2 separate regions of the Mus musculus genome follow, and region 2 is linked to region 1. A link is a loop called in an ENCODE intact Hi-C map of the cell type or tissue named here. Cell type or tissue: left cerebral cortex. All regions are shown on one strand. Links, peaks and the distances in the headings refer to the core of each region. The heading gives the core; the rest is flanking DNA.

Evidence for each region. Peaks named below come from ENCODE experiments on the same cell type or tissue, not always from the same donor. Only the 100,000 strongest peaks of a DNase experiment are listed, where the experiment ranks them.
Region 2: it touches region 1 in a loop (3-fold over the local background); 3 of 42 quality-filtered maps call a loop at or near these places.

Annotation. Positions count from the first base shown.
Region 1 is chr11:25,308,890-25,313,889 of GRCm38, reverse strand. All of the region lies in intron 1 of Gm12069 (predicted gene 12069), which reads right to left. Among named protein-coding and RNA genes, the nearest start is that of Gm12069, 10 kb to the right of the region's middle. In left cerebral cortex, for the core only: no CTCF peak of the experiment used is centred there; a DNase peak (open chromatin) is centred at 2,950.
Region 2 is chr11:26,967,947-26,976,632 of GRCm38, reverse strand. No RefSeq gene overlaps it. Among named protein-coding and RNA genes, the nearest start is that of Gm25387, 350 kb to the left of the region's middle. In left cerebral cortex, for the core only: no CTCF peak of the experiment used is centred there; DNase peaks (open chromatin) are centred at 3,732 and 4,316; H3K27ac peaks cover 1,674 bases.

The sequences.
Region 1 (5,000 bases), core at 1-5,000:
AATAATGTAAAAAGATAAGTAAGAGAGAAAGAAAGAAAGAAAGAAAGAAAGAAAGAAAGAAAGAAAGAAAGAAAGAAAGAAAGAAAGAAAGGCAAATTGGCCAGTTTCCTTCCACAAGCTTTAACCATTTGTTCCTATAGCCCAATGTCCTTGATTAAGGTGATTTGACTAAAGGCAAACAAATGTGGCTGAGTACATTTCAAAGGACAACCTTGCCTTGTTATTTCAAATGCTCCCATAATTTGGGGGCTCGTTTCATCTTTGTTCCTGCTCTAGGAAGTACTTGGAAGTTATTTTAATTCAAGTTGGGGGTAAATTCTCATTCTTACCCATTACTCCCATTGAGATGACCTCAAGCGATTCTGAATACAAAGTCATCGCAGCGTGAACTGGGCAGCAGTAAGGCCTGTGATTTGTTCAGCAGTGACATCTTGGCAGAGAAACACAAAGCCAGACAATCTACTGAGGATGAAGGGCAAGGGAGTTCACTGGAGGAAGGAAAAATAATACTAATCCTTTATTCAGGAAGCAGAGAGTAAAAGGAGGTGCCTTTTTCTCTCTCTCTCCTAAAGTTAAGGAAGTGAGAAGTGCTTTCCTTATAGCCCTACCAGGTCAGACAGGCGGGGGGGGGGGGGGGGGGGGAAGGGGTCCTAGTGATAGATGCCTTGCCATAACTCAGTGACTGTGAAGTGTGCTTACAGGCACTTTTACTTGTCATCTTTATCTGGAGAAGACAAGGCTGTCTGGAAAAGCAGATGTCCCTTCTGGTCCTTTAGAATCCAACCTTCTGTCCCCAGAACCTGCCTTTTCACCCTTCAGAACTGTGTATGTGTGTGTGTGTTTGCACCATGGACTGAAACCTGCTTTGAGTTACATCAGAAGATTCTTGCAGGTTAATCTAATCCCTAGGGGTATATCTGCAAAGCAAAAACCCTGACTGTGCCTCTACTATAGGGTGCCTATAGTAGAGTCTAGGGCATTTCATTCTATGATGCAAACATTGACTTCACCCAGGAAAGGCCTTCTCGAACATACAGTCCAATTTCCCTTCACCCTTTAGTACTGAAAAATAAGAGAAAAATATCTGCCTTGGTAACAAGACAATCACAATCATCCTTTTAGAGGTTCTTTCTCCCTCGGATCTCACCCATGCTCCATCCCCGTTTTCAGTACAGAATCTGATCAGGTGACCACTGGTTTGAAAGAAGTGATGTTTGGAAGTGCCCTTGATTGAAAGCCGGCATTCTTGTTCCTGTGAACAGCCACACTTAGCAGTAGAGTTAGCAAGCAACCTCACCAGAATCATCTGTCTAGAATAAGATCGTCTAGTCCCTTGCTTGGATGCTGTAGCTGCAAATGAGCCCTTGGTTGTAAGTATTTGAGAAAGAATAAAGCTTGATACAGAGGCAAGCCATTTGAAGTGTGAAATTCTATGTTCATAAACACACTTTGTAGCAACATGTGCCAAAGCACTAACAAAGAACTTGGTTCTGGAAATGACTTTTTGATATCTACAAGGACCTTTTTCTCTTGTCACTTCATAGATGGGAAATTATTGGGAAAGGGGAAGCCAAACAACATCACCATGCTGTGCTTACGGCCATAGCAGACTTCCAGCAGCGAAATACATGGCCAAGATGGCACTGCCAGACAAAGCAAGAGACTTACGGCATAGCCATATTCTAGAATGATCAAGATAGGGAAACTAGAGATCCTTCCTAAGGCTGTGTGTCTTTAAAATTCTTAAGACATGTGTTTCCTTATTCATGTGTTTAGTGTATGTGCATATGAATGGTGTGTGAGTGTGGAGTGTGGGTGATGGGCTGGAGTAAGCTCTCTCCGTATACCACGTGGGACCTTTGGATGAAACTCAGGTTGCTAAACTTGGAGAAAACCACCTTTATATGGTGGGTCTTTTCACGGAGACACAGGGATTTGTATTGAACTTACACAGCAATGAAGAGTCCTTCTGTTAGTAGCTATGAACTAAACAAATAAACAAACAAAACCAGAATGTTTCTTTTATGGAGCCCGGAGAGATGGATCAGTGGTAAAGTGTGCTGCTGCTCTTGCACAGGACCCAAAGTCAGTTCCCAGCACCCATCTCAGGTGTATCACAACCACCTGTACCTCCAGCTACAGGGCAATCCTAGAGTATAATCTCTGGGGCAGCTACTCTCACACACACATATGCACTTGCACATAATCCACATAATTACAAGCTAGTAAGATTAAATCTTTGAAAAAAAAATATTGGAGTAATTAGTCATTAAATTAAACATGTATCCAGTTCCAAATCATGATCTTCATATTCAGCCTCTCTTGCCAGGGCAAAGCCTGGGATACAAGAAGTAGCACTGTGCCTTTATTTCCTGCAGCTAGAGAACGCATCTCTCATCCCAGCCTCTGTGCCTGGAGATAGAGTGGGTAACTGCTCCTCTAGCCCAGATTACCTTCTCATGGAGCAGCAAGGTTCATTATACCCCCTTTATCAGCAGTGAGGTTTACAGCTGAAACCATAAGAGATCCGTGTGAAACATGAGCCAAGAGAGAGGTACTGAGTCTCGCCAGTAATAAGCCCTCTTCAGGGATCCAGCATTAGTGAGATTCAGGGGATCATGGAGCACAGGGGGATCATTTTTACATGATTATTCTAAATTCTTAAACCAGAGGCTTAAGAGAGCGGCTTCCCACAAAGCAGCCGTGGGAATTGTTGAATGATCACTACAACACATGCAGTGGGTTTAGCCACTCCAGGTAGCTCCAAGTGCGGTTCCCCAGCAGGTACTCAGCTACGTGCTTTCCAGGGGAAAAGTGGAGGAGGGGGAGGAAGGGCTATCCTGAGGAAAGGTTTTCTCACTCTGTCAGCCTTGGGCACTCCTCATTAGCAGAGTTGGCAGCTCCTCCCTCTTCCTTCCTCCACTGTAAGATTTGCTTGGCTTCTCACCAGTCTGGTGTTTTTGCATTCTCTGCAGATTACCACTTGTCCATAAAAAGGACTGAACTTACTGTGTGTGTTCTCCTGGACAGACTGTGGAGGAGGGCTTAGAACGACCTGCCAAATACAGGCTTCAGTTCTCAGCACTCATCTTTCCATTTCCAGAAATAATGCTTAGCTTTAGAGGAAAAAATACTGATTCTATTTCCTGCCTTTCTTTGACCCAAACTTCCAAATCCTCTTGTATTCTATTCAGAAGAGAACTTTACCATTTATCCATGACTTCCTTATCCCAGACAGTCAAGGAGTCCAATGGTTCAGAGCAATGGCTATCAGCTTTTAGTTACAACAGGCCAACAGTAACAAAAGGACCTTTGGTTTGGGGAAACCAGATACATCCTTTTATCTATCTCACAATGTGCTAAAGACCTAGAAAATGGATCAAAGTCCATGTATACCTTCACTATCTAAACTCCAGTAAGTTTCTCATCTGATAAGCTGTCTTCAGGGATCTGGCATTATCACGATTCAGTGGATCATGTAGCTCAGGGGATCATTTCGTGAAGGGGTATGATTGAGGTTCATTGTGGAATTAGTAGTCATTTGCTTCTTCAAAAGTCTATGTCATCCCCTCCCATTGAGAGACTGAGAAGTAGAATCTGGCTGCATTCATGTCTTCTCCAACAATAAGGACTCTTGGCACAGCCTGGGCTAAACTACACTACAGGCTAAATGATATGATGGGGATGCAATTTGGACATTTTCAAATACTTCTGTTCTCACATTTATTTGAAAAAAAATTTCAAAGTGTTTGGATCATATTATATATAAATATTTAAACTGCCATGTACTGAATCATCTTCCTTCCACACCCACAGTTTGAAGTAATAACTGCAAATATAGTCATATTGAAGGAGATAAAATAAAATGAGGTCAGAGAGCAGGGTCTGGCGTTCTTTCACAAAGGCATGGAGATACTAGAGTTCTCTTTCTCTGTACATTACCAAGCAAAGATAAAGAAGAGTGCTTCACTGACGACCATCTCAGCTTCTCGAACATGGACATCCATTCTCCAGAGGTGTGGGACATTACATTTGTTCCCAGTATCTCTTCAATCATTCTGGTAGCTTGATAAAGGCAAACACCTAAGAGTTCTGTTAGATACGTGTCAAAACAGTGCCAGCGCCAGGAGTCAAATGTGCATGTGTGACCTTGGCTGATGTTAGGAGTTGAATTCCAGTGTGTGCATGTGGTTCTGTGTGTGCTGATGTCTCATGTGCATGTGAGTCTTCCTGTGCTGTTGTCATGCTACAGTTTGGGGTATGGGGAATATTGGAGTATGTTCCAATTTTGAGAAATAAACAAAGACTTGATGTTCAATATTGTGTACCCCTCTGCTTGTTGATCTATCCAAGGTAAGAATGCCCATGGCATTTAATGGGAAGAGAAGGGAAACCTGTTTATAAAAAAGTCAAAAAGCTCAAAATAAACCACAAGAGGAAGTCTGTGGATATATCCACATGAAGAGATGGTATGCTTTTTTTGTCTCACAAATCCTGCATATGTGTATAACATGAGAGCGATTCAGACCTGTTCTCTCATAAAAATTAAGAGCAATGTTTACTTTTAAGAACAGATTGGTGGTATGGAAAATAAAGCTAACATTCTACATAAGACAATTCACATGAATCTGAGATTTAGGTGTAAGAACAAACTATAAAACACTATAAGAAAACTTTAGTACCTATTCATATGGTTTTGAAGTAGGTAAAATATTTTCAATGTGAAATTGAAATTTTTTAAATTATTTTTTTATGTGTGTTTATTTTCTTTTGCTATTTTGTATCTTCTTAAAAGTTAGTGATACAAGCTCTGAGCCACCTTGGGCACAAACTTGACAGGCTGTCCCATGGTCCCCAGAGGACTCTCCACACTCCAGGCACCCTAGCACACCCAGGATCTTAGAATCATGGGTGAGTGGGATGCAATATCTGTTCCAAAACAATCATGAGGGGCCTGTGCCAGCAGGAGCAGGGACACAGAAAATCTGCCCGACCAGCGA
Region 2 (8,686 bases), core at 2,263-7,262, 1.7 Mb before region 1:
CTAGATCCTTCATTGGGGATCTTGTGCTCTGTCCAATGGATGACTGGGAGCATCCACTTGTGTATTTTTCAGACACTGGCAGAGCCCATCAGGAGACGGCTATATCAATCAGGCTCCTGTCAGCAGGCTCTGGTTTTCTTAAACGGTAAAAGGAAAGGTAAGATTCACTGATAGTAAATGGTCAGTTTTGTGGACTGGTGTGTGAGATCTGAAGCTTGGAAGGGAAGGTGTGTTGGGGATTTAAGAAAGGCAGAGAAAAGGTGAGGCACACAGGCTCTTTAAAGGAAGTAAAAAAAAAAAGCCATATTTCAAATGGTTTTTAATTTTTCACTTGGGTTTGTGCTAAGCTTCTTGAAGGAGTTTGAAGCCCAGTATATAAAAAGCTGACTATTTATATATTTGATTCCTTAAAAGCAATTAGGAATACAAAGCAGATGGTCCAGCATTGTAGATTTCCCTTTTCATATTGCTTAAACACTAGAGATCAATAAGTCTAATATAAACAGATGATTTCCATAGCAGGGTTTATAATTAGCTGGCACTGAATGTGTCCAAACTCTAAAATAATTAGCAGAAGCATGTGGCACACCATTAAAACCTTGTGGCTTGTCTGCATTTACATTTATAATTATTAAAGTTAATTATGATGCTTGCAGTGTGGTTCCAAGCTCCTTTACAACTTAGATTAAATATTTTTTTAATCCCATACTTCCTTTCTAACCTTCCTTGAGCCTCTGGAAAACAGTCAAGTGAGATCAAATTACAGATATGAAGCTACAGTTGCTTTGTTTTTTTTTTCTTTGATTTTATTTTTTATTTGTTTATTTGTTTTCTCCAAAGAATAAAATCTGGCTTGAAAGATAGGCTCATCTTAAATAGCTGGCAGCTTCCTAGGCTGATTAAAAAAAAATTAGATCTTAGATTTTAATATATTCTTAAAGACAGGATCTGAAGGGTAACAATGCTGATGAATTTTTGGAGTGAAAGCTGTCATTCTGAGTGTTAAATGAATGGCGAATTAATGCCAATGTAGTTATCTCAATTTATTACAGTAATAAGAGAATTTTAAATACCACACTTACATAATGTTTTTGATCCAAGGTCTAAAAATATTCTGTTATTTTAGAGTATAGTTAGCATTTCATAGCAATTTTTTTTATTTTTAAAGTTAATATCACAAAAATGGCAAACATTTAGTGAAGTCTTTCATATACTGAGAGCCCCAGATCCAACAAGCAGCATATGTAGACCCTGCCTTCTTGGGCAGAATAATAAGAGTTTTGATACTGCCAACAGTCATGTTATCCACAAAAGCACATTTCTTTAAAATCTGCATCAAGAAATATGATGACATACTTTTGTAGGGCAGGTAGTCATGTCATCTATTGCCACCACAACACCTGGCCAATGTTCTCAGCATAAGTCTTATTAAATCTGAAAGTCTTTCATTTCTTGTTGGAAATATTATATGATTTGTACAGTATGCCCTATCTAATATACTAGGTCAATTGTAAAGATATAACCTCTATCATACTTATAAGTCAGTAAAGCAGAAAATGAATCTTGAACATCTATTTTCTGCATTGAGTGTAGATGCGTGTTGATATGTTTGTCTGTACTCTATAAACAACAAATATGATTCATTGCTAAATCATCCATTGATTCACCATGATGGAAGTTATTTGTTGGTCTTTGATTCTTTGGGATTGTCTCATTACTAGACTTTTACATAAATTCTACTTAGAGTACCCTACAAAAATTTAATTGGCTACTTTGCTTTTTAGACATTTTAATCATATTTTGCATGGTTTTAAATAAAAAACTCTTACCCATATAAAAATTAGAAAGCAATTTCTATAGAATATCTGGCTTTAGCCTAACATTTTTTTTTTATAATAGCAGAGAATTTTTAAAGAGAAATCACTACAATTTACCAAGTGGGAAAACTTTTTGTTACAGAACTCCCAATGAAATACACGAAGACATATGTGCATTGAAAAAAGAAAATGTATCAATGGAGTGATTTCAAAGTTCCTTATTACTTTAATAAAACTATTAAATGATCATGTACAGTGAAACCTATGGCCAATAGCAGCCAAGAGAGAAAAAAGAAGACAAGGAGGAGGAACGTGGAATGAGATGGATCAAGATGAGGAAGCACTCCTTGTTCAGAAAGATAATGCACAAAGGAGGAGGGAACATAGTGTCGTGGAGGAGATTAAGCCTATGGAACCACTCTTTAGCAAGTATGCTGCTGTTAGCAAATGCCATGACAGCTCCTCCTGCCCTGGTACTCCTTCCAGAGAAAACCGCATTCCTACAATGTCCTTTGTGTCCTTCACAGAAGACAATGAATCGAGGTGCTGCAGTTTACACTACTGCAGGTCATGTTATACTCATATGTGTGTGTTGGCTTCTGAGCAGAACACCTCTGCACACCTGTGCTGATTCTCAGAACTTACCTAAATCCACTTCTGCCAGCTGTTCACCCTGCATTATTTTACCCAACTAAACCTTAAGTTCACATAATAACTGAGATAAGCCAGAGAGGAAAACAAGAGCAATCTAACAAGCAGAAGTTCTTATTAAGATCAGGGAAATATTTTATAAAGAGCATTGCAGTGTTAATATTTTATATTTCTTGCAATGATACACATCATTATTCGTGTTACTATATAAACATAAATTATAACATTTTTAATCGATATTGCCAGTAAGTTACATTCTGACGGTGTCTAATGTGTTTAAATCAGCTTATAGGTGCTGAAACCATGAAGATTAACTCCAAGCAATGACAAGCCTGATATGGAAAATGCAAAATGCCAGGCACAATATGAAGGAGTACTGTGCACTGTGAAGTACACAATGCTAATTAGTCTTAAGAGCTATTCAGTGAGGAAGCCCTCACTGGAATAATGGGGCTTTACATATGCTTTTATAGAGGAACAGGACACTGGGCTGCAGAGATAGTGCAGGTGATAAAGGAGGGACCCAAGCTCTATCTCTAGAATCCACGTTCAAGGCTGGCCTGGTCTATAGAGTGAGTTTCAGGACAGCCAGGGCTACACAGAGAAACCCTGTCTCAATAAAAACAAAACAAACAAACAAACAAAAAGTTATGATGGCAGGTGCTTGGGAGGCAGAGACGGGTAGATATCTGGGGTCACTGGCCACCCTGCCAAGTCTTATACGTAAACAAGAGGGACCACACAAGAGCAATGGTGGATGTGGCAGGCTAACCTCTAGCCTCCATATGAGTGCACACACGCACATGGATCCACATGAGCAAACACAAAAACACAATAAGTCAGCCTACAACAAAGGCACAAACATAAAGTGTACTCCGATAAGACAACTCCTTGTTTAGGAAAAAGTCCTAGCTGTCATCTTGAACGGGGTCTCTTTTAAGATCTATTTCAATCACAAGACAATATCAAACTTAAAAAATGTTTTTTAGACAGAGCTTATTTGAGTTTTTGTCTTCACATTATCAACACAACCATCCCTCCAAATCAACAAAACTTTCAACTTCATTTTATCTATGTCAAAGTCTGCTTGGCTCATAGAAGGAAAAAATGTAAGTATCTTCCCCACAGCCCAAGCGTCTTCATTTGTCACACTTCTAATTTTAAAACACCCATGCTCTTCTTTCAGAAAACCCACATTCTTCTTGCAGATTCTTTCAGTCTCCTCCATGTCCATCACTCCGCCTTCTGGCCCACATTCCCGTTTCCCCTGGCTCAGGCTAGACCAAGAGATGACTGAAATTTGACAAGGTGGTATGAGCCTGCCAGCCCTATTCTGTTAGCAAATTTATTTTCTTCTCTTAGACGGATGATAAAAATGTCACGGTGTGATGCTTTAGCAGGCCCAGGAGCTCCCACCTACAGCTGTGGGGCTTGTATGTGACCTGAAGCCAAGAACAGCAGAAGGAACGCAGACAGCAGCCCCACCATGTCTGCCTCTCCCGCACTGCTCATTCTCCTGCTAAATGATGCAATGGGACCCCTCAGGGATTCGGAGTCTGATCATGTTTTTCTTGCTATTTTTTTTTTTTACTTCCATCTTGCCTTTACTAAAGCAGCCCAAACTGCTGAATTTTTCATGAAACAGATAATATCATTGTACACAAGATAATGGCATTCAAATACATCCATCTGCTTGTTAGCTCCAACTACATTGATTGCAAAGCGACTGAAAGAATATTTACCAAAAAATGATTTTTCTCTGCTTTTGTAGTATTAAAAATGCACATTTTCAAAAGGGAGCTATAGAGGGACCCATACACATACATTAGCCAAGAGGGAAAAATGAGCTGAGAAATTAAACAGCAGTCCCTGGGGCTAGTCCAAGAACAACAGTTTACTTTTTCTCGAAGAGAGATTAGAAATCCAGATGAGTTTTATGACTCAATGATTTTGTTCTTTCATCAACTGGAGAAAGGAAGGTAGAAAACAGACTTTCGCTGTTATGATAAACAGTGACCAGGCAGCTCCCTGCAGGTTGAAAAATATACAGAATGCTATCCCTTGCTATATCTAGGATGGCAGCAACTACATGGACCAGGATAGGAAAGACTCCTTCAGCCAAGTTTATCTTAGTCTCCATACATGTGATAGAAGTGCAACTTTTTAACACACCTGTATTAAAGAATCTGGCTTCTGAGTCTAGGCTGGGGATCCACAAATCTGGTTCTTGAAGGTAGGGCTTCTTTTTCTTTGTGTCATAAGATATCAAGTGCTCTATCTCTATCTCTATCTCTATCTCTATCTCTATCTCTATCTCTATCTCTATCTCTATCTCTATCTCTATCTCTATCTATGTCATCTATATCTATGTCATCTATATCTATATCTATATGTGTCTCTATCTATATCTATATCTATATCTATATTACCAAATATGTTGTATGCTTATACACAAGTGGCATGGCATGTGTGTGGAAGTCAGGGGAACTTACAAAAGTCAGGAACCTCTTTCTGCCATGTAGAACCTAGGGATTGAACTCATTTTATCAGGTTTGGCAGCAAGCCCCTTTACCCACTGAGCCATCTAGCCTGCCTAATTTTAAACACTATCTACTCTAGCCTCTTGTTCAATAATGATATATTTACTTATTTACTGTGCTGTTCTAATTGCCATACTTGCTTTCAGAAGTCAAATGGAAAATTAATTCAGCACGTTGGTGTATGTCCAACCATTATGTCAGAAGGCACTGTTTCCTCTGTACTCTTTCTTTGTCCTGTTCAACAACAGTCAAGTCATATTAACTGGTTTGTATTCTTATTTGAATAATTGCTAAGACATTTTCTAACTGGCATGAGATTTTTAATTGAATGTTCAATTAATTCAATTACCCCCGGCTTCCCTAAATTCTAGACAATTACCTCAGCATCCTTAAATTCTAGGCAAGTATTTTTATCCAGTATCTACATGAAACAAGGTTATTCCAGTCCATATTGTCATAAAATTTCTAGATTAAAAAATGGCAAATCATTTGGTTTTAAAACTTTCTAACTAAAATTAACTGATGGTTTCCTCATGCTTTTGATACCACTTGTACCTGCATGTCTTTTAGAAGGGCATCGGTGTAGTCTGTATCCCTTTTGTATTTTTAATACAATAATTGTACATATTGGTTATATTTGTGTTGAAGATGGTAGAAATGTACTATGTTTATGCGTCTACATCCAGTTTGTGCAAGCAGGAGAAAAAAATAAATATAACATAAAGCCTTGTATAAACTTTTTTTTAAAAAGAAAACTTTCTAACTAAAAGATCTCTATTATTCCTTAGTACTTAACAAGTTTGTAGAAGAATCGGGAAACTTTTTAACTCTACTAACGACTACTAGTAGTTACTCTATTACAGGGATGTACTTGTAGTGAAAAACTGAAGTATTGCTGTAATACATCTGGCCAGTTCTGGGCATATCTTCTGAATGAAACACAAATTAGGTGAGAGTGGGAAGGGGTCAGGATGGGTCTTGAAATTACATTGTGTGCTGTGTTGTTTTCATAACAACAAATCCAGAACCACAGAATCTGGGGTGATTTCCTCTTTGTGCTGGGCCACTTCTAGGACAAGGTGTGAATCTGATTAAATGACTGAACGTTAAAGGCAGGCTCATGGGTGGCTGTCAACACATTACTGAAGCTCAGAATCTGTCTCCTATGTTTGCAAAGAAGAATGAAACACCATTTGGAAACTACTTATTGGACTAAAGTCTGCCTCACATCTGCAAACAGGAAATTTAAAGACAATAGAGATACATATGTAGCTAAAGACAAGAGCTCCCGGGTACTGGTTAGTTCATATTGTTGTTCTACCTATAGGGTTGCAGTTCCCTTTAGCTCCTTGGGTAATTTCTCTAGCTCCTCCATTAGGGGCCGTGTGACCCATCCAATAGCTGACTGTGATCATCCACTTCTGTGTTTGCTAGGCCCCGGCATAGTCTCACAAGAGAGAGCTATATCTGGGTCCTTTCATCAAAATCTTGCTAGTGTATGCAGGGCCAAAAAGGGGCAGTGGGTGGGTAGGGGATTGGGGGTGGGTGGGTATGGGGGACCTTTGGGATAGCATTGAAAATGTAAACGGGGAAAATACCTAATTTAAAAAAAAAGAAAAAAAAAGACAATAGAGATAGCTTAGCAGGTCATCAGCCTGAGGACAGACCTTGAATAAGCTCTACATGGTAGAAATACAGAATTGAATCCAGCAACTTGTCCTCTGGTCATATACATGCCATAGCACAGGAGTACATGCTCCCATCCTAATAAATAAATTAATTAAAATAAATACAATTTTAAATGAAAATAATAAAAAGCTATAAGGCATGTAGCTTTCCAAAAATACTACATAGTTTTTCCCTGCATTAATGAGAACTTAATAAGCCAACTAAGAGGAAGAAAGGTCCTGATTATCCCAAGACTTCCTATTAAATGCCCATCTCTAAGGTTGGACTGAGTTCAAATAACTAACATTTCACAAATAAACTATCAAAATCTCTCACATGAAAAAGTCACTGCAACTGCAACAAAATGATCTTCCTTGTTTCAGGTTTTGCTGAGAAATGCGACAGTGGTTACATGGCTATAGCTTATTTAAACATCCTTGCAAATGGCTGTATCACTAAACACTCCATGGTCAGAACAGAAAGACGGCTGTATAGTGGAGTGCAAAAGAGAATGATTTTCATATAATACTAAAGTTTATTGTAGAACATCAATAATAGGAATAGCAGCAAACATAAATCAAAAGGTTTCCTTTGTCTTTACAATATAGAAATCATTATACAATATTTTTTTTATTTACCCATGCACCAAATATTATGCCTTTTTGACCGGGTTGTGAATTTAAGTGTTACATTTACAACACATATTAACAATTGCTCACAATTAATTCTTCAGTTCCTTCCTACTGAGGCAGGATAGCAATTCACTATGTCCTGTAAATTGAGGATCACTGTCCATGTTATCCTACTTGCCCCCTCTCTCTATCTGTGCCAATTACAGTGGCTTTGGCTAAGATCTATAACTGTTTTACATGAGTAGATGTAGCACCAAAGCTACATTTTTTTAGACATGTAGAATGACTGTTTATAAATCCTACAATTTCTCCTAATGCCAAACCCAATCCCATAGGCAACTACTTCGACCATATTATCTTAGGATATGAATCAATAAAGCACATATCAGAATGTGTGATTCTGTCCTTCCACAATATTTCAGAAGAATAAGAAGGCAATTAAAGTAGGATTCAGGAATAAGAAACAGTAAATGACAAATAAAAGATCCATGACAGGGACTGCAGATATCACGTATACCAACTCTATTCTTGCAAACGATAAGAAGCACAGGAGCCACAGTGAGAATGCTTTCTGTAGCAAGATGCGATATACACACAGAGAACTTTAGTTCTAACTTAAAGAATATTTTCTCTTCACCACGTGACTCTGAATTTTTCACTGAATTTCCAAAAGCCTATAACATTAAAAAGTGCAGACAGTATGGTCATTTGATCAATAATAAACAGCTGTTGATACAAGCTGGTTAACACTTTTGTGAAGAACTGAATTGATAAATGCTTTTCTTTGTGCATCATATGCTCTCTGAAGGTTACCAATTCTCTCTCTGAAATGTGAAAGCTGGCATATGTATAAAAATGTACCATATGAGTAAACATAACACTACTAAAATGAAATTTTAGAAGTTTTAGAAACGGGAGGCAAACAGGATTAGTTCTACATTGGTGGTTCTCAACCTGTGGGTCATGACCCCTTTGGAAGTTAAATGAGCCTTTCACAGAGATTGCCTAAGACCATGAGAAAACACAGATATTTACATCTTGATATATAATAGTAGCAAAAAATACAGAGTAGTAAGGAAAATAATTTTATGGTTGGGGTCACCACGCTAAGAACTGCATTAGAGTATTATTAGTAGTATTATTAGTATTATTAGTAGTATTAGGATGGTGGAGAACTACTGATCTAAACCATACTGAGGTAGCTCCAGTTTTATAAATACACTAAATAAAAAATAAACCCTGTATTCAAATTTTACCCAGTCTCATTTTTGATGTCATGAAAATACTTCACTTCAATCCCAGTCATTCTGTTGTATTATATGATTATTTTTCCCCTAGAAACTACGGCAAAATTTTAACATAATCTCTAATGACTTTT